Linked DNA regions of Mus musculus: all the other regions are linked to region 1. Evidence: chromatin loops called from intact Hi-C (ENCODE). Cell type or tissue: heart. All regions are shown on one strand. Region 1 overlaps Gm32622 (a long non-coding RNA gene). Region 2 has its middle 450 kb from the start of Mir6352. Region 3 has its middle 11 kb from the start of Gm32622. Region 4 has its middle 3.7 kb from the start of Gm32622.

Region 1 (5,000 bases):
AGGGGCTCAACATCGATTAAAAGGTGATTGGCTTATCAGGGTTGCTCGGTTGATTGATGGAAATGATCAGTTGCTCAAAATAGTCACGACAGATGAAGTCTCTTGATTAGCTGGCATTTGCCAGATTCAGAAACTTTAGATTTCATTACCTTCATTTTCATTATTTTCATGCAAAAGGAAGAAAAATAACTAGAATTTGATTCCACCAAAGTAGTTACAAGTTAATTTAAACTATCTCTATGAAGGGAGGGGGGACTGTGATTCAATTTGCTTATCTTATTTAGAAGTCAAATAGCACCTTCTGCCTAGTCTAAAAAATCAACTCCTTGATTTTCTAATATTCCAAGATCTGAGATTAAGCTATATATTTTTTAAAATCAAGTTCAGTACTAAGAAACATTTTAGGGGTAGAGCATTTTCAAATTAACTGGAAGGCTTTCATTCCAATGACTTCCTCAAGAATGTAAGCCCAGAAAAGGCAATATTATAGGGGAAATTTTAATGACTTATTGAATAGAATCTGTGAAATCAATGTCTTTGAACATGTAATGACGGGCCACTGACAGTTGGGATTATACAGAGATTTTTAAGTATCGAGTGTTTATTTTAGTGTGGTACTGTGGTTGACAATCTTTCTTTAATGTACGCATATGTGTGTGCATGCATGTGTGTGTGGACATATGCTTGAGTGTGTGAGGTAGATACACCTGTCAAGCCTGAGACTAATATCAGTCAGTCTTCCTGGATTGCTTTCCACCTGATATATTGAGTCAGGGTCTCTTGCTGAACCCCAAGCTTACTGCTTCAGCTCCTCTGACTGGCTGGCTGGCTTGCTTGGGTAATCCCTTGTCTCTTTTGCCAGCCTGCCAAGATTAAAGAATTGCTATGCTACCACACCCACCTGGCTTTTCATGTGGGTTCTAGGGATCCCAACTCTGGCACTCCTCATGTACAGTGAGTACTTTACCCAGAGTCATCTCCCTAGCCTCCGGTTCTCAAAAGGCAGCAGGCAGAACATTTTGGCACACGTCTTCCATTCCTATAGAGGCAGATAGATCTCTATGAGTTTGAGACCAGTCAAGTTTTTACATATGAGTTCCAGGACAGTCAAGGCTCCATAGTAAGAATGATCTCAAAGGTGGGAGATGCAATCTAATGTGGTTTTCTTTGTATCATATGCATTTAATTCTATATTTAAGTATGGGGGAACTGAGTCCAGGACTTTGCACGTGTTGAGCATATGACTAACCACTGAGCTACATTTCCTAACACTTACCTTTTATTTATTTAAAACAAACAAACAAACAAAGATACCACACATTTTAGGAGCAGATGTGCGCCAGTGTCATACTTCTGATGTGTAGAGTTTGATATCAGTGTCTGTAGAGCAACAGAGCAATGCTCGTCCCAGGATCCCAGGGAAATGCTTCACTGATTCACCATCCTCCCCGTGCCAGCCAGTGCTCCTAAGTGCAACAGTGCCACTGCAGGCATCCCTTGTCATCACACGATATTCTCCACACCTCTGTCCTCATATGACCATCTTCTTAGAAGAACTCCAGTCTTACCAGATTAGGGGTCTAGCCTACTTCAATATGACCTCAGCTTAACTAACAGAAATGACCCTGCTTCTTAATAAAGTCAAGTGAATTTTGAGAGGACATAATTGGTCCACAATAATTACCACATTAATTCTGTGACTTCCCAGACAATAGTCCTCCGGATGAAGCTAAAATCGTTTTGTTTTTCAACTGAAGCTGCTTTTAAAGCTCTGCTAAGGACAGGATGTGAATGTGCCAACATTTATCAACATTGTAGAGAGAATGACTTTAACTGGAGGAGGGGCATTATTAGAAAGCTGAGCATGTGACTCCCTCCACCATTTCCACACCCCTTTACCATGTGGCTTAGCAATAGTTCCAGAGAAGATGTGAAGCTTGGTTTTTCACCCTTCATTCTGGTTGACCTTGGGGTTTGCTTTGGCCAAATTAGCAAGTCTGCAGTCAGCAGCCTCTTAAAAAGTGCCTGCTCATTAGGGCCTGCCCTTTTGTCTAGGCTGTCCTGCTGAGAGACTCAAGAGACCACATGATGCAGACCAGAGGCCAACAGCCAGTGGTCAGCCCCCTAAGCTGACCAGCTGCCAACGGTAGACATGTGACTTACATTCCTGACCAGGCCACTTGAAGCCTGATGTCCGGATCAGGAGAGCCACTCAGTGGATTCCAGCTCAAAGTGCCAGCATGCAGAAACCTAGATAAAACACAAAACAGGCTTCAGTTTAATTTAGCTCCTTACAGTGGGGATTGGTGGTACTCTGGAATCAGAGGCAAGATTGTGGGTTTGAGCCCAGCCTGGGTTACCTGACAAGACCTTATTTCAAGGAAATAAATAAATGACTGTCTAAACTTTTTTCTTCAGTTTCTGCTTTATTTTGCTTAATGGTTATAATAGTTTTTGCAAGTATTCTTGCTTTTTTTTTTTATAAAGCTGACGCATAAATGGTCTGAACACCAAACATTGAGTTCATTTGGAAGTACCAAAGAGGCTGGAGGAGGAAGTATCTAGCAGAAGTTAGGAAACTTGCCTCCCATCCTCTCAGTAGTCTGTAGAGTTGACCAAGATGAGCCTCCAAGGCCAAGAAATAGGAGGCAGCAGATGAGCCAGAATCTCAGCAGTGCCCCTCACTTTCTGCAGAGTGGTGTTTGTTTGTTTGTTGGTTGGTTTTGTTTTGTCTTTGTTTTTGTTTTTTGTTTTTTGGTGAATTTCAATTTTGACAAGGTCAAAAAGTAGATCTCTGAAAATAGTACCCCCACTTGGTGTCCAAATCGTGGGTCTTTGTGATCTTATGTGACCATTCTTCCAAGAACTCGCCCTACCTAAATTTCCTTCATTAGAAACCAAGCTCTGGGGACTGGAGAGATGGCTCAGCAGTTAACAGGATTTTCTGCTCTTTCAGACGACTAGGATTCATGTCCTAGAACCCACAAGTACCTGTAACTCAGGCTCCGAGGACTCAGACACCCTCTTCCAGTCTCCCTAGGCACCTGCACGCATACACAGGCACAGACACACCACATATACACATACACATAACTAAAAATATTTTTTATGAGAAGAGATAAAGATTCTGAATTAAGATCCCTGGAGAGCCCAGGTGTATTCTTCTCCCGAACCCTAGTGACTTTTCCATGTAGAGTCATATTGCTAAAGCATAGAACTGATCACGTTAACCCCTACTTAAACATGCCAGAGTTCCCTATGGCCCCTGGTAACACCAAGTTTCTTTTATGGGGCTAACGTGGCTATATTAGTATGTTTCTGCAACCATGACAAAACACCACAGGCTGGGTAGCTTAAGCACCAGAAGTTTCCTTTTCAGAATCCTGGAAGCCGAAGGGCTAAGAGGAAGGGCCCGACTCACCTCAAAACTCTAAGACAGCAAAGATTGCATCCCTTTTCATTCATCAGTTTATCAGTTTAGCACATCTTAGGCTCTGACCACAGTTTGCAAAAGGAGTTAAAGCTATAGTAACAAACCTGAGAGTGATTGGAATTATCTAGGTCAAATGGGACTGGGAGATAGATCCACGATTCCCGTTCATTTGTCCGCTCTTTATATAAAGAACTTGTTCTTTATCAGATCCAGAAAACACAGGCACAAGTGTCACACCAAACCCTCTGCAGGCTTATTGATCTTATTGAACCGCATGTCCTATGGCTCCTCTATATTCAGCCTTCAATCTACTTTGACTTACATTTAAACAGCCATTGAGATATGTTTTTAAGGCTATGCAATACTTAAATAGTGTGGTTGTTGACATTCACCACACGTATGTTCATTTGAAACCTCAATGTTGAAAATAAAAATCATTCTATGCCATTAACTGTTTAAAAGGCAATTATCGGACTTTCCAAGAGTTGTCCTGATTATAGTCCCAGGAAAATGTCTTTCAGTAAGTTCTTTATGGCATTACAGTAACTCAAGAGAGTAAATAGAGCATAGGTAAGAATCCTAAAATATGGAAATAGTTGAAAGATACATACTAATTCTTTCAAAATCACTCTCCAGAACCAATGGGACTAATTAGCACATGAATCACACATTCTCTCAAAACATAAAATTCATGTAAGATGAATCAGGGAGAAATAGATATAAAGTGCAAATCACACACACACACACACCCACACACACAGTGCCTAAGATCTAGCAAAATGTATTAGACTGGGTCAGGAAATGGTAGAGGACAGTGTTACTAGCCCTAAAATATGGTTTTGTATGTTCTTCCTTTCCGTTTGGAAATTGAAGCTATTGTGTGACGTTTACCTGAGTGAGTTGTCTGCTAGATGGTTTACAGATGATGCTTAATCTCCAGCCAAGGATCAAGAGTACAAACCATCATCCTTATCCCACAGGAAGCAAAAGTTCAAATCAAAAAGTTTCCAGCACACTCTATGAGGCATTGAACCTGGGAGTCAAACCACAGCCTGTCTGACCTGCTGCCTGCTTGTGCTATTTGTCCCAGGGTGTCTCCAAGCAGACAGGAATACGTGCTGGCTGACTCCCTTTGTGGAAAGTCTGGGATAAAAATAAGTGAATTAAGTAAATTAAAGGAGGTTTGTGTCTCTATATTTGACACTGAGAGCGTGATCCTAAATGCCTCCCAAAGGCCAGGGAGAGAAAGCACAGCTCCTCTGGCCTCTCATCCATCCTTACAAAGCAATTCAGACAATTTCCGCCCTGGAAGATGCAACACGAGTTTAGGCAGTCAGGGACACAAAAGTGGGATTATGCAAGGCTGGATTGTCTTCACCCAGAAGACCTAGGGAGTGGCCTTTCTCCCATGTGGCATCAGGAAAATGAGTGACAAGGTCACAGGCTTTCTCAGAGTAAACTCCTTCTCCCAGCAAACTCTAGGATTCTCACCAGGGAGAATTACTCCTTTTGGTTAATCTATTTTCCCCCAAGGATTCCTTCTTTCAAATGCATAGGACTCTAGCAA
Region 2 (5,000 bases), 1.0 Mb before region 1:
AACATATACACCATTGAGAAGTCATACATTCAGCATCTGTGACCCACAGGAAGCTGCACCCCAACCCCAGTGGTGGCATGGATGGCTCACATAAAACCGCACTCCTGAGGAGACCCCTAGGCACCACATAGGCATGCATGCATACCTCCAAAGAGGTCACTTGTGTGTATATCACATGATTCAAGGATGAGAGGTGCTTTGAGAGGATCTTGTGGACACTGGGGGCCTCTTTCCTCCTTCCATAAGGAATGTGAATGGAAGTGATCATCAGGGAGTGATCACAGCTGCTCTGACTAAAGACATCATTGGTCATGTCCAGCCCAGAAAAGACAGCTCTATTACAGAATTGTTTTGTGGTGATGTTTAGGGCCAGTCCATGACCGTTGAAGGGACATGTGCACAGGCCAGTTGGCAGAGCTGTCGAGAGACTGGGCATAAAAATGATGGATGGAGAAGGTAGGGCCCCTAGGAAAGGACCAGAGTCGACAAGTGTAGGAAAGTCTGTGGACTTCATCAATGGGAATATGTGTTAGGTTAGAATTTTCAGAACTGAACCTTCTTCATTTGCAGCAGTCACCTGGAAATACTGGTAGCAATAGAAATTTTTGGCTCCCACCATTCTCATCTAATCAATATCGCTCAAGGAGGATCCAGAAATATACATCTTATCAATCTCAGACATTCAAAGTCTGTGAGATAGTAGCCTGAACATATCTGGTCCAGCCTCTACATAGTGATCCGTGTGCTTATAGGTTCTGGCAGCTGATGAGTGATTACTTACGCAAGGGAATAGTTGAATAAAATATTAGTACCGAGAACAGACCATGCACCCTGTTAGTGACCCTATCCATGTTAAGAATACACAGATGCAAGACAGCAAATCAATTAAGTCAGCCATCAACAGAAAAAAGCTTGATACCAAGCCAAATGCAATTAAAATGGTGCTTGATATTGGTGACTTTATCCCATGTTTAGGTCATGTAGATGGAGGAACATACAGTTGGGGCAGAAGCAAATCTTGACTTTCTTCTATTCCAAAATTAGGTCCAATTTCTATCCTCAAAGATGCCCCATGTGTCCTTCTCCTAAACACTGTGCTAGGTCTCCTAAAACATGTATTATTATGTACTAAGAACTTGAAGTAAATATTTATTTTAAATGTAAATATGTTTTCTATTTGTTAACACTGTGTGTGTTTGTTTGTTTGTGTGTACAAAGTAATAGTTCTTCATTTCGTTCCTTTACCGATGCTCCAGTTTTGATTGTGTTACTGTTCTCTGTGACTCTGGTAGTTTTGGTTTCCAATATCTATAAGGGTGTGCCATACTGAACCAGGTATTTATCTAATCTGGGCACTGTCCATAGAACCCATGTGCCAACAATCCAAGATCACAGCTGGTTTATGGCTATTACATTACACAGGTCAACTCCATGACTTTACATGAAGAAACTCAGGCATGGGGAGATTAAAGCCACTTCCACAATTTCACTCTGTTTTACATTGTTGTTGTTATTATTATTATTATTATTATTATTATTATTATTATTATTATGCCAAACCTACTCTATCAACTCAATTGCTATACATATACATTCTATGGGAATCGTCAGTAGCTGTTGTTTAAAAAGTGTTTTTTTTTTTTTAAAATATAAAAAAATAATAAGAAGAAAAAAATACAAACCCTTGACGTAGCCCACCCAACATAGTTGCAGAAATATGGTAAACACTGCATTTCATCATGGCCATATCTAAGAAAGTCAGATTGCCAATAAAATTTTGGGCACGATAAAATTAATTCTATGGCTTACGTGCAAGCCATGTTATTTCCACACAGAACATGCTCCCTTCAGTCAGTCAGCCAGGAAGAAAATGATAGAGTTTCTAAAGTCAGGCAAAGACCAAGTTGTGATTTAAGGTAAAGCTCACAGGTGACAGAGCCAAGCTGCTTTGCCATTGTTTAAAATACCAGTTTCCAGCAGGAGTTTACAATTTCCCCGAGAAGGTCTTATCAACGCAAATGTCAGGAATTTGTTGGTTCTGCTTCTCATTTTTAGCAAACATGTGGGTCGCGTTCTGCTAGTCCGTGGAAATCCGTGATTGTATATTTTGAAGCATCGGAAGTTTTACCACAGTCTATAAATATTACATAACAAATCTGAACATGCCTACCCACTTCTGCATTCAGGATACATCTCTGTGACCACTGTAATCAACCTAATTGGGCAAGACTCTCTAAGTGAAGGCAATAACATTTGTTTACTTCATCTAACGGATGTGCTTCCAGCTTAGTACCACCACATTTAAATTAGGTTTTATCCAACACACAGAGAAATATACCCTTCAGTCAACATAGCCTGTTAATTTGAACGTGTTTAAATGAACTGTGCAGGTCCTGTCAGAAACTCTGATAAACTCTGTTTTTTGTCGCCTGTGAGAGGACATAGTGACATTTAGACCTCTTTCTTCTTCCGTTTTTTTTTTTTTTTTTTTTTTTTTTTTTTTTTTTTTTTGCAGAGCATATGGGAGCAGCTGCCCTCTTCTGTTCTTGAGGTGGCTGGCCACATGCCCAGAACTGCCTTGGGAGCCACATTTCTGGACCGCCAATGATTTCTACTACATGGTCAGTGCATGGGGAACAATACAAGATTGTGAGAAGAAAGGACAGATCACCATAGCCCCAGAAGCCCAGGCCAGTAGAGGATGGGTTGTTCAGGTCTCTTTTGCACATAGATGCTGTGCCTTTCCGTGAGTTCGTCCATCTTTCAGAGGGCACTTTTGAGCACTAGAGCTTTCCTTTAGATTTTGGTGTGTCATCCAGAATGCAAGATAGAGATGCCACACCTTGCTTTCCATCTTCCACCTTCTCCTCTGCTGTTTGTTATACAAACATTTGCCAGGGGTACTGCTCTTACCAAATCCCTGCATCCTGAATGCCGTAACACATTTTGGTTAATAGAAGGACATCTGAGGATGTTTTCAATGGTGTCTCTCACCATTTGTGTTCATCTTCATCAAAGCATTCACTCAGGGGCAGCTTGGTTAAAGCACAAACGTTGTGAGTGTCAGAGTTGTGTTCAACAAGTGAATTAGCAAAAGGTTTTTTTTTTTTTTGAAGAAGAAGAAGAAGAGGAGATCAGTTTCTTCGGGGGGGGGGGGGGGAGCACACAAAGGAAGCCTAGATTCCAAAGATTGCCTTATCTTTTGCATCCCATCTTGGACCGGCAATACTGCAAGTGGTTTGGGGAATGATTCAGGTAAGCATCCAGAACAAGGAAGTGAGCCAGCTGACACCTCTAGGTTGAGTTAAAGTTACCCCATGACAAACACTTGTACAGAGAACAGCATTCATGGGCGTAGAGATTGACAAGTACTGTACCACTGAGATACACGTCCAACCCCTTTTCTCTGTATTTTGACAGAAGGTCTCACTAAGTTGTCTAGGCAGGTTTCTAACTTGTGATTCTCATGTGTCAGCCTCCAAAGTTGACAAGATTACAAGCATGCTTCACTATGTCTGACTATACAGAGAATTTCTTTTTTGGTGTAAAAGAATATCATTCTGCATAATAGTGTGTGGTGGGTAGATTGTATTATATGTTTGTCCAATTCAATAGAATGTTCAATACCCAAAATGAACCCAGTGTGAACTGTATACTTTGGCTGAATTTTATGTTTCATTTAGGTGTGTCAGTTACAACAAATATGCCACTGAGGGTGGGTAGGTGGTGGTGATAACGGGGTGTAGGAAAATATATTTTCTCAACCTACTTTAATAAGGGTTCAACCTCCCCTCTAGCCTACCACCCACCATAGGTAGTAGACAAGAAAGGTTATTAGGATACAGGGAAGTGGACTTGTTCAGAAATAGTTCTTTGGGACAATTCCAATCTTCATTGTTCTCACTCCAGTCCACTAGAAAACACCAAACATGAATCAGCAATGGCAGTCCAGTCCATAAACCAGTGACAGACACCACACACAAATCAGCAAGGGAAGTTCAATCCAGAAGAAACTGTGAAATTTGACATCTGGCCTGAGTCCTCCATGGAAGTGGCAAGAAGCTGCAGGAACATCACAAAATGTTCTTTGGAGAGTTTCTCTCTATGAAGTCACCACAAGCGAAGTTCAGCAATGGAATGTAACATGAACCAACACATGCCTGTCATCAGTGAAGACTACTGAGGCAGAGCAAGGCAAGTCATTGGTGGAGTTCCCACTGTCTGTAGGATCCTATTGATAGTCCTTCTAAACATACTGTGTCTTTTTACTTGTTTGCTATATCACAACATCCTTTCACCTGTGTTCCCAGCAAAACATTATTTGACATAATTAACTTTCCAAAGGAACCAGAAGTTTCCACTTCAATGGGGGAGATGAGGCCTATGTGGGAACAGAATCACTGGGAGGTGCAGATCTCTTTCTCCACATGCCTGCAATCTAAAAGTTCTCTAAAAATACAGCCCTTAATGCAACACTATATTTTGCAAGGCAGCGCAAAGTATCTAAGTGTCCTACATATTTCTTTGATATGCATTCTTTTAGACTGTTGTGCTCTCTCTCTCTCTCATCCCTTTCACCCTTCCCTCTCTCTCTTTCTTCCCCTTCCTCCCCTTTGTACTTCTCTTTTCTCTCTCTCTCTCTCTCTCTCTCTCTCTCTCTCTCTCTCTCTCTCTCTCTCTCATCCCTTTCACCCTTCCCTCTGTCTCTTTCTTCCCCTTCCTCCCCTTTGTACTTCTCTTTTCTTTCTCTCTCTCTCTCTCTCTCTTTCCTCTCTTCTCTTCTCTTCTCTTCTCTTCTCTTCTCTTCTCTTCTCTTCTCTTCTCTTCTCTTCTCTTCTCTTCTCTTCTCCTCTCCTCTCCTCTCCTCTCCTCTCCCCTCCCCTCCCCTCCCCTCCCCTCCCCTCCCCTCCCCTCCCCTCCCCTCCCCTCCCCTCCCCTCCCTCCCTCTTCCTTCCTTCTTTCCTTCCTTCCTTCCTTCCTTCCTTCCTTCCTTCCTTCCT
Region 3 (5,000 bases), 110 kb after region 1:
CTCGCTCTCCTTTGATTTCATGTAGGTCTGACAAATAGACTGTAAGTGTCCAAACTTTAGAAGACTCGCTGGACGTCACATATCAATAGGGCATTCCTGCCTCCCCAGCAGGCTCCTGCATGTCCCTTCCTGACCCAGTCTCCTCTGTGGGGGTAAACAGAGTCTGGTTTGTATCACTACAGACTAGCTTGTCTGTCCTTGTTCTTATGTATATAGAGCACTATAGTATAGATTCTCGTGTCAGCTCCCCCTTGCCTCAGGTTGCATCTGTACGTTTATCTCTGTCATTCAATACGTACTACAGTCTTTCTTTTTCATTGTCCACCGCAAGAGCACATCCAGTTTGCACGCACGTTTGGATAGTTTGTTTATCCTCCTGGGTAGTTTCCAATATTTTTACTATTCTGAAGTAATAATCTGGAACATTTATCTTGCTGAACAAATGCACGGGCTTCCCTTGAAGAAAGACTTTGGAGTATAAAAACTTGAATACTGTGCAGGTGGGTGCATTTATCTCTAAATACTCCTGTGCAATGATCCTCTTTGGTGACCATGCCAACCTACACTCTTACCAACTCCATATGAGTTTACTTGACCCACATCTTTGCCCAATGTTAATATTGTTAGACTTTTATCATTTTAGCCAACCTACTTGCAGGTGAGTAGCAGTGTCTTATTATGGTTTTGATTAGTGTTTCTTATCTAGGACTGTTCCACTTCAAATACTGATGTGGGTGCCTGACAGGGGCCACAGGGTCTCTCCAGTCACATGGGTTGCGTCCCCTGGCACTAGTAAACAGCCTTGCAGACAGTCAATAGACTAGGACTAAAGTCAACACATTCTTACTATGGAGACCTAACAGGAATTGCAGTCTTGGGGGACTTCAGCACAACTCTGACCCTCTGAGGAGGGAATGAGCTAGAAGAGACTACGGAGCATGCACTGTGCCCATGTATGTAAATCACATGTAAAAGGCAGAAAGCAGACCCTCAAGCTATGATGCTCTGCAGCTGCCGTGCCTACCTGTCTCCACTCCAGAGAATGCCGGAACACCCAGGAGGCAGCAGGCAGGGTTCAACAAGGGTAAGGTTTTACTCTTGTCTTTAATCTGGTACCATGGGGACACTGGACCCTCACCCTTGGGATGTCCATAAAATATAAAAATCGGGGTTTCTTTGTTTGGCTCTTTCTTAATTGATTATCCATTTGTGTTCAAATAAATGAGGCTTCTTCTGGCTAGTGGTTAACTTAGAATCAGACAGTGGGAAGGCGTTACTGTCTATGGCACCTGTCACAGGCATAGGAAAGGCATCGTTGGTGTCCTGAAAATGTGCCTGATGAAAGCTAATATATGACCCAGAATCAGTAATCAGAAAGGAGGCTTTGAATCTCACTCATCTTAAGATTTGGGCCAAGTAACTTCTCTGTGAACTGATTTTTTTCCCATCTATATCAACTGGAGTTGAACCACTTTGAGGAAGGTCGGTGTCAAGGTCTAGTTCTCCCAATCTGTGACTTCCCTTCAACCTTAGTGCCTGGCTTTGCTAAGATACAAAAGCATCCACTCCCGGGTAGAGCAATGAGACCTGGGCCAGTTCCCGCCACACATCCAAGATGATAGAAAGCCCGACCCAGATTCTGCACTGGCTAATTGAGCATTAAGACACAACAAGGGCTCTATTGCGGCATAATAATGCATGCCTGGCTGATTTATTAAGCATCTAACTTAAAAGCGCATTGTTCTGCAAGGCCCCGTAGCTTAGGCAGCGCTCCATGGAAAACACTTGCGGTGAGGCTGCTGTAGTGTTCAGATCCTGTTACATCCCATAACTTCCAACTTCCCAGTCCCTAGGCTGCAGCCTTCAGCTCCCTTCCTGCCCTTTTCAGAAGCCTGACAGCCTGGGTCTGGCTCTCACCTCTTTGCAGAGCTGTGGCGCCCCCTGTCGGCACTGAGTTTTTCTTAGATTCTAACTATGCAGCAAAGGGAGGAGGGATTGACGGCTTTCTCTAACTCAGATGAAGCCAGGCAGAAGGCAAACGAAGAGAAAGAACCCCACAACCTGCCCCCTTGGCCAGCCTAATTTTACTCAGAGCACTTCTCTCTGGCTCCCATGTTTATGTTTATTTAAGCTCCACTCGTGTACAACGATAACAAAGCCTATGTTTTGTTCTCTATTGGAATTTCGGCTCCCTGCTTGGCATGAAGGAGGCACCTGGTAATATTTTCCCCGAAAGAATCATTTATTCATTCCATGAGTGGTGATGTCAGGTGGTAGCAACAGTCTCCAAGCAGAAGAAAGCAGGGTAAAGAGGATGGCGTGCCAAAAGTAAGTTTTGCTATTTCAGATGAAGTGATTAGGGAGTGGGGAGAGCTCTCGATAAAGATCCACAAACAGAAACAAAGAAAATAAGAAAATGTGTCACTCAAAGTTGTAGGGGAAGAATATTCTAGATTGAACCCAGCCAGTTTCAAGGCCCAAGTGAGAGCGTGACGAATTTGCAGGGGCCCATGGGCCTGAAGCATAGCACGAGAGCAGAAGGCAAGAGGGTTGAGAGGTATCTAAGGCCAAATCTCTAAAAGGGACAGGAGCTTGCCAGGCATGGACCAGATCCAACCCCGTGCCCTTTGTGGTAATGTGCCGGGTTATAGCCGTGCTGTGCCTTACCTTATCCTCCATGGCTTTGCTCATGCTACAGCAGATGAGCACACAGACACCAGGCCGGCAAAGGCCAAAATAGTCGCTGTCCAGCCCCTGCCCTCAGTCATCAGAGACCACTGTCAAGACTTCAGCTCTTCTCAGAAGAACAATGGGAAGCCACTAGAGGCCCAGACACTGAGCAGAAGGTTGACACACTCAGACTCACAACTTAAAAGGATCAGAGTTGCTTCTGAGGGAAATAAGAATTGTAGGGGTAGAAGCTGAAAAGTCAGTTAAGAGGTGAGAAATGGAAGTAGATTCGGCTAGAAATATTATCAGATTAGGAGATACACACCCCAGAAGCCCCTGTAACCTGCACTGCGTTTCTTTGCTTTTATGGATTCTAGCCTGGAGCTTCTGGGTTTATATGGGAGAGCTAAGAAGTCATCTGAAAAACTACAGTGTTGTTTCATTTCCATTTCTTTTCTACATCAGGAAGGAAGCCATGGCTATGATGCTAAATGTTGCAGAGAACAAGCAGCCATTTCTAATGATCTTTTGCTAATCATTCTAGGCTTGAGCTAGGGTCAAGACAAGACATTGGTTTATGTGCCAGTTCCTGGCAGCTTTCCTCATTGAAGCAGACAGACATTCAACTGGTTGGGGTTGGGGGGCACTTGGATTTAGGTCTGAGGGGGTTGAGTGCAGGTCAGGACATCAGCAAAGGCTTCAAGCTACAATTATGAATCAAACATTCCAGAGGAAGCTGAGGACCAGGGGACAATGTAATGACAATGGGAAATACCCAAAAGAAAGTATAAGGGTCGCACATCCTTACACATCCTTGCCCTCAGCCCAGCAATCAGCATGACTCAGGTAAAGCCTCACCTCCCATCATTCCTTGATGCAACACATACAGAGGCTGCCAGGTAGATGAGACATGTTTCCCTGTCATCTTGGTTCTCAATGGGTTTGATTTGGTTTGGTTTGGTTTGGGGGGTTGGTTTTTAGTTTGGGGTTTGCTTTGGGTATTGTTGTTTGGGTAGGGTTTATTTGTTGGTTTTGTTTTTGTTCTTGGTTGAGTTTGGGTTTTTTTTTTTCCTTTATTCGTTTTTGTTTTATTTTGTTTTGTTTTGGGCTTGGGGTTTTGTTTGTTTGGTTTTTTTTTTTTTTTTTTTTTTTTTTTTTTTTTTTTTTGGTTGGTTGATTGGTTGGTTGATTTCTCTGTGTAGTCCTAGCTATCCTAAAGCTTACTCTATTGAAGTGGAAATTTGTGGGTTCTTTGGAAGGTCAGTTAGATGGTGTTTTGCTGGGGCAAACACATGAAGGAACATTTAGCTGAAGTGTACCCAGATGAAAGACTAAGGCAGACTTGTGAAGGAAGGTTTCGCTGAAGCAGACACAGGAGAGAGGATGTTCTGGTAAAGCAAGCAAGTGAAAGGACATGTGATGAAGGGTTCTTTGCTAACCACATGCATGTATTGGTCTACCTTACATAGCGTAGGTGGGCTGCATTTTCAGGACTCCATAGAGAAAAAAAAACGGACCAAGAAACTTCTGGTGGTGTGCTGCAGTTTCTTACCAGACTGAAACTGATTGGCAAAGTGAGACACACCTGCTAAGGAAAGACCTGTGAAGCACACATGTTTGGAGGGTATAAATATGACTCGATGGACAGTGACAGAGGCTGAGCTTGGCTTACTGATGGAGCTAGCTGTGCAACACTGATGGGTCTCTCATCTTCACTGATCTTCATTTCCCTGAGAGAGGCACGGCAAAGAACTCCTCCTGGTCCCTCCTGCTGACTCTTGCCAAGGCTGAGGCCTGACTATCTCTGCTAGGTAGTACCACAGCTGCTGATTCCTGTTTGCTATCCTTATTCTCCTGAATTGGACTGTTGGTATATCCATGAAGTGTTTGTGGGTGGGTCGAGCTGCTGCTGCTAACCTGTGGACTGAAATGCCGATTTCCAAACAACAAAGATGGGATTTGCTCCAAAGGACCTTTCTAAATAGGTCCACCTCCCCCATTTATACCCTTTCTTTCCCACTACCTCTGGTGGGTGGTGGGCTACAACGGAGGTTAAAGTATTTAAGAATCATCATTAAAAATAAGATTGAGGCCAGACTGGCCTCAAATTCAGAGGTCCACCCATTTCTGCCTCTGCTTCCCAAGTTCTGGAATTAAAGGTGTGCCCCACCATGGCCCAGCTGTGTTTTGTTTTGCTTTGTTTAACCAAATTTCTACAAACATAGTTTTTTAGATGAGTTCCATGAGATCATGGGAAGGTCCCAGAAGGAAAGGGAATACCAAAGGGATTCAGGAGTCTGACAGCCCCAGGCTTGACCATCCTAGCTGTA
Region 4 (5,000 bases), 110 kb after region 1:
AATGGGTGGCATGAAGCACCAACAGTTTGATGAGAAAGAGTTGAATGCTTAGCACAGTGCCTAGGACATACATCCAGTATATGGTAAGAGTACTGCGTAGTGAACCATCAATGGTGTCATATCAAGCTGGCATCTTAGAGGGAACTGAGGCAGAAAAGGACCCCTCGCCTCTGCAGGAGGATCTAGATTCTAATCATTAGAGACCTGCCAACAACTCTAGTGCAAAGGCAAGTGTCCCCCTCCTCCACTCCTTGATTCTGGGGTTTTGCTTCCTATTACATCAGGGGATTATGAGCTGATGCATGTAGGGCCTCTCCAGTTTAAAATGCTGTGCTTCAAGGCTGATGGCCAACATTTGAAGTAATTTCAATTGGTCCCTAATAGTCCCAATTTTGTTATGTTTTTTTCTTGATCCCAAGATAAATGGCTGGATTTGGACAGTACCACAGGGACGTCCCGTGCCCGACTCAGCCATAGCGCCTTTCCAACCCTGTTCCTGGAGTTCTCCCAAACTGACATCACAGTGTCATATCTACTTTGTTCTCAGAGGAAGCAAGGTCACAGAATGGGAGCCAGTGCCCTGAACTCCTCCAATGCTCTACCTGCCCTTTCCTCTGGAGAGAGACCTCATCCATTCTTGACATCTGCTAAGCTTCACAGAGAAAAAGTTTGGCCAAAAGATGCTTTTAGGAATACTTTACACAGAGAATAGCTACAGCCAGGTGGCAATACCTGAATGCAGTTTAGATAAGCTGCACTACAGAAACCTCTACAGATGCTGAGGTCCTTCTGAGGAAGCCAAGGGCTCCAAAGAAAACTATGGCGAATCCTAACACACAGAATCCCCAAGACATTTTTCCAGAAGGACTTGGTCCCTCTGCAGTCTCCTTTCCCTCCTGAAGGCTGAACCAGAGGTCCTTAACTAAGTCTTTGGAGATTGTATAATAATAATAATAATAATAATAATAATAATAATAATAATAATAGACCCATAACACTGTTAGGTGGTTAATAATAATAAGCTCTTTCATGTTCATCATTTTTCCCATCCCAGCAAAGCCTGTGGGTCCCCAAGTTCACACCAAGGTGAGCAACCCAGCCAGGTCTGAAGTTTTCTTTATGTTTACCCAAAGTCCGCATTGCCCTCACTAACAGCTGCTCAATGAGTGCAGGCTACAGACCAGTAGATCTGGTTGTGTCGCCTTGATTTCTGTTTAATTACTATTTCTATTAGAGGCCACCATCTCTGCTTCTTCTTACCACTGTTTGAAATAGTCCTCATCCACTCAGACATTATCTACCTGCTCCCCTAGAATGCCATGGCAGCTGCCCAAAATGAAGGACTCATGGTCCCTGTCACATTGGTGGCAATATCCACAGTGCCTGGTTCACCATCTGACACTCAAAATGCACACGGCACATATCTGCCAAGTGAAATTTTGAATCCTCCCATTCCTTGAGGTCATTTTTCCTAACTCGGTTTCAAGGCACCCAAAGCTAAAAATAACCAGGTTTTGACTCAGCAGCTGGCAAATGTCCAGGTTACTTTTAGCTTCAGAGGTTAAGGAAGAAAAGTGGGCCAGATGAACGTGGAGCAAACTGCCTGACAGTGCATCCCTGTGCGGAGAATGTTAAGGGGCCCTGCAAAATGATTATTGACAAACGGCTCCGCTTACTTTCCCAGGAGTCCCAGCTTTAACAGCTAGCATTTCTAGAAATCCATGAGTCTCTCCCACAAGACAGGGAGCTCTAGAGAAACAAGGGCTGTACTTTACTCATCTTTGTTTCTTTAGGAGTTAGGAGTGAGCTTGGATAAGCCAGGCCCTGAAAAACATTGGGGAGAGTGAAAGGGGTTGGTGACTGTTAGCAACCATAGCAACTGAGTATGAGTGGAATCGTAAGACATTAAAACATAAAGACATCCCCACAGCCATCTGCTTTGGTTTTCTTGTGGTTTGTCTGCCAAAGGTCCTTGAACCAGAAGGAGAACCTTCGAGAGGCAAAGCCTCATGGGAGATGATTCTATCACTAGGGTACCATCCTTGGATGGTTAGGTCTAACCAGCCTGGATGGGGTAAAGCAAAGTCAGTTTGTTGCAAAGGCAGTTCACCCTGTTAGCTACTTAGCTACTTCTCTCGTTTCTGCTCGCATGTGCTCCATCTATATATAGCCATTTACCAACCAGACTGTGTGACACGAAGCCAGGGGTCTACTCCAGCTGCCAGGACCATGCTTTTTGAACTGCCCAAACATCAGAAACATGTACCAAATAAGTCTCTATTCTTAAAATACCCAGCCTCAGGTATTTTGTTATAGCAACACACAAAATACATCATTTGACTCTGGTAGCCATTGTCTGTCTGTGGCTATATAAATCAAAATCAAATGGAATTCAATAAAATTAAAATTAAAATTATAATCTTTCAGCCACACTAGACACTTTTCAAGCACTCATGGCGATCCTATTTCAAGGTACTGGTAGAGCAGCGTCTTCAGCTTCTTGGACTTTAGGTTAAGATCACCCTTGTCTCCTTGTCTTCCCTCCTCCTGATGCTGAAGTTTCTGCCTCTGAAGAAGGATCTAGAATCTACCATTAGGGACCAACTACCAACTCTGGGATGTTAAACTCTGGGACTGTGTGAGGTGACAGCTCACTGACTGGTGGCCTTTGGATGGCCTTGAGAAAGATCTCATCCTATAAGGAAAGAAAAGAATGTCAGGAAAACAAAACAATTCCCCCCCCCCCCAAGAGACCCACTATGCAAGAACCATGGTCTCCTAGTTACTGCCTAGTCGGTTTTAATCATTAAACTTCACTCAGAACCTGAGAGCACCTCACAAGCATCCTCTTCTTTCAAGTCAGTGTGGTTTGGAGAGCAGGGAAGAAATCCTAGATGCACTTAGAGAATAAATGTAAGGCCCATCAAGCAAAGGATGGGAAACCTAACTTCCCACAGAAAGCTGGAAGCCAAGAGATCTGAAGCATGCCCAAATGTGGGTTGCTTTTTTTTTTAAGCTTTTCAGCATTGTTTTCATTTCAATGTTGGGAGGTTAATACCCAAGATGGACACTCTTTTTGAAGAGTCCCTTTTGATTTTAATTTCTCAAAGTCCTCATTTGAACTCCCTTTTTGTTTATATTATACCCATCCACAATTTTCCTTTCTTTCCAGGTAACCTGATCCCCAAAAATGTGCAGAATCCATCCGTGCCCACTGCTTTTAATTAAACATCAACTCGTCCTTTCAACTGGGTCTTTGAGGATTTTTTTTTTTGCATTGTCTTCTCTAGATGTATTTGTCTTTTCCTGAAATTACATCGAATCAAGTTCTCAAAAATGCATTTCTTAATCTTTAAATAGCTTGGAATGAATCTTGGCAGCATCTTAAGAAACCCTATAAAAGGGAAGAAGCCCTACCCATTTCCCTCACAAGAAGTTATGTGTGGTGTGTTGGGGCTTGCATGTGCAGATCTTACAGCATCAGAATGAACCCTGAAAACCCCAGGCTCCCATTTCCATACCTAAAAGAAGTCTGCATACATTGTCCCAGAATACTGTCTTCATACTGACACTTTTCCTAAAGTGGCTCTGGGGGAAGATGTGTCAGGGAACCAGACTCGGCCAGGGACCCCTGGGCTTCCAATAGAAGCCTTCGCCACTCCACAGCCACCCTCGTGCATGCTGGTAACACAGGCTCCAGGAGTCAGGGTGGTCAACAGCTGGCCTGAATGCGGATGGGGAGGTCTGCATGGAAGGCTCTCCATCTCCCCAGTGGACCAATGAGGCTGCAGATATCTTTGGAATCTGCAGAGGAGACCCTCCTGAGGGGGAAATAGAGAGGGGGGTCGTTTAGGAAAATTCCACTGAAGTGTATGACTATTTTCTGGTATGTCTCCTAGGGTTTCTGAAGATTGCATTACCCTCCTAAGCGAAAGTCTTAAGATGACTGCAGGAAGGGTGCTTATTGAAACCTAGAGCTCTCTGTCCCTCGGCAGGCTTTGATTTAAAACATTCAAACACACACACACACACACACACACACACACACACACACACACAGCAACCTCTTCTTCCCCAAAGACAGGAGCTTTAATGTTTAAAAAGAGAGAGAGAGAGAGAGAGAGAGAGAGAGAGAGAGAGAGAGAGAGAGAAAAGCAGGCCTCCTTCCAGCTAGCTCCTTCCTCTTAAAGAAAAATGTTGCCTGAAAAATGAAGGTATTGATGTTAAACTATGGTAACAACTTTTAAATTTTCAAGTCCTGTTCTTTGTTCCTAATGAACAAAGAAACATGAGTCCCATAACCCGGAGCTATGTTAGGGCGTGACTCCCAAGCAAGGACCAGCGTTGTAACCCAGCCATACTCCTTTCTAACTGCCAATGTGGAGACCGACGGAGGTCCAGAGAACTTAAAGAATTTTAACAGTCAGCAGGTGGTTAAGCCTGAAGTTGGGTCAGGTGTCTCGACGCCACAACTTTTTGAACAAAGACGAAGAGGAAGAATTCTTCTAGAACTTTGAGTAAGGAGAGAACAGTTTAAAAGGTGGGAAACGGACACAGGCTCCGTGCATGCCCTCCCTCAGCTGTGAACCCGCACAGTTAATGTCACACAGGCCAACTGGAAAAGCAGAGTAAATTAACGCACTAGAGACTGTGTGCTTTGAGAAGTCCTGTCTGCCTCGCAGGGTATGAAAGGTTCTGGAACCACACCGTGGTCATAATTCAGTGGGTCTGGCATCTTAGGAGCACAGCATCTCCCGGAGTTATCTCTATAATGGTAGCGTCTATAAGTAGTGTACCTGACCCTTTAGCCCTTCCCCATTCTTTACCGTAATGAGTCTAACTAGCATGAAGAGCTCAAGGGCCCTTCACTCCTTGCTGCTCTCCAGAATAGGGAAGGCTCAAGGACCACTAGGCTGGCACAGCATCTTGCTTGGCTTTGTCTTTTGAAATTGCCTTGAATAGGGGAGTGTATTCGTGTTTCACATCTCCAGAGGTAGGAG

What was found. Hi-C counts contacts between places; a loop is a spot of excess contacts. Peaks named below come from ENCODE experiments on the same cell type or tissue, not always from the same donor. Only the 100,000 strongest peaks of a DNase experiment are listed, where the experiment ranks them.
Region 2: a loop joins it to region 1, with 2.2 times the contacts of the local background. A loop is called at or near these places in 3 of 42 quality-filtered maps.
Region 3: a loop joins it to region 1, with 2.3 times the contacts of the local background. A loop is called at or near these places in 6 of 42 quality-filtered maps.
Region 4: it touches region 1 in a loop (5-fold over the local background); 6 of 42 quality-filtered maps call a loop at or near these places.

Annotation. Positions count from the first base shown.
Region 1 is chr1:76,036,330-76,041,329 of GRCm38, reverse strand. It overlaps Gm32622 (a long non-coding RNA gene), which reads right to left. Exons shown (of 6, transcript XR_865555.3): 5 at 2,164-2,250. Among named protein-coding and RNA genes, the nearest start is that of Gm29065, 20 kb to the right of the region's middle. In heart, CTCF peaks have their summits at 1,485 and 2,223; a DNase peak (open chromatin) is centred at 2,099; H3K27ac peaks cover 910 bases.
Region 2 is chr1:77,041,537-77,046,536 of GRCm38, reverse strand. No RefSeq gene overlaps it. Among named protein-coding and RNA genes, the nearest start is that of Mir6352, 450 kb to the left of the region's middle. In heart, no CTCF peak of the experiment used is centred here; a DNase peak (open chromatin) is centred at 2,586.
Region 3 is chr1:75,922,862-75,927,861 of GRCm38, reverse strand. No RefSeq gene overlaps it. Among named protein-coding and RNA genes, the nearest start is that of Gm32622, 11 kb to the left of the region's middle. In heart, a CTCF peak has its summit at 1,944 (motif pointing left); a DNase peak (open chromatin) is centred at 1,921; H3K27me3 peaks cover 553 bases.
Region 4 is chr1:75,930,491-75,935,490 of GRCm38, reverse strand. No RefSeq gene overlaps it. Among named protein-coding and RNA genes, the nearest start is that of Gm32622, 3.7 kb to the left of the region's middle. In heart, no CTCF peak of the experiment used is centred here; no DNase peak of the experiment used is centred here; H3K27ac peaks cover 1,178 bases.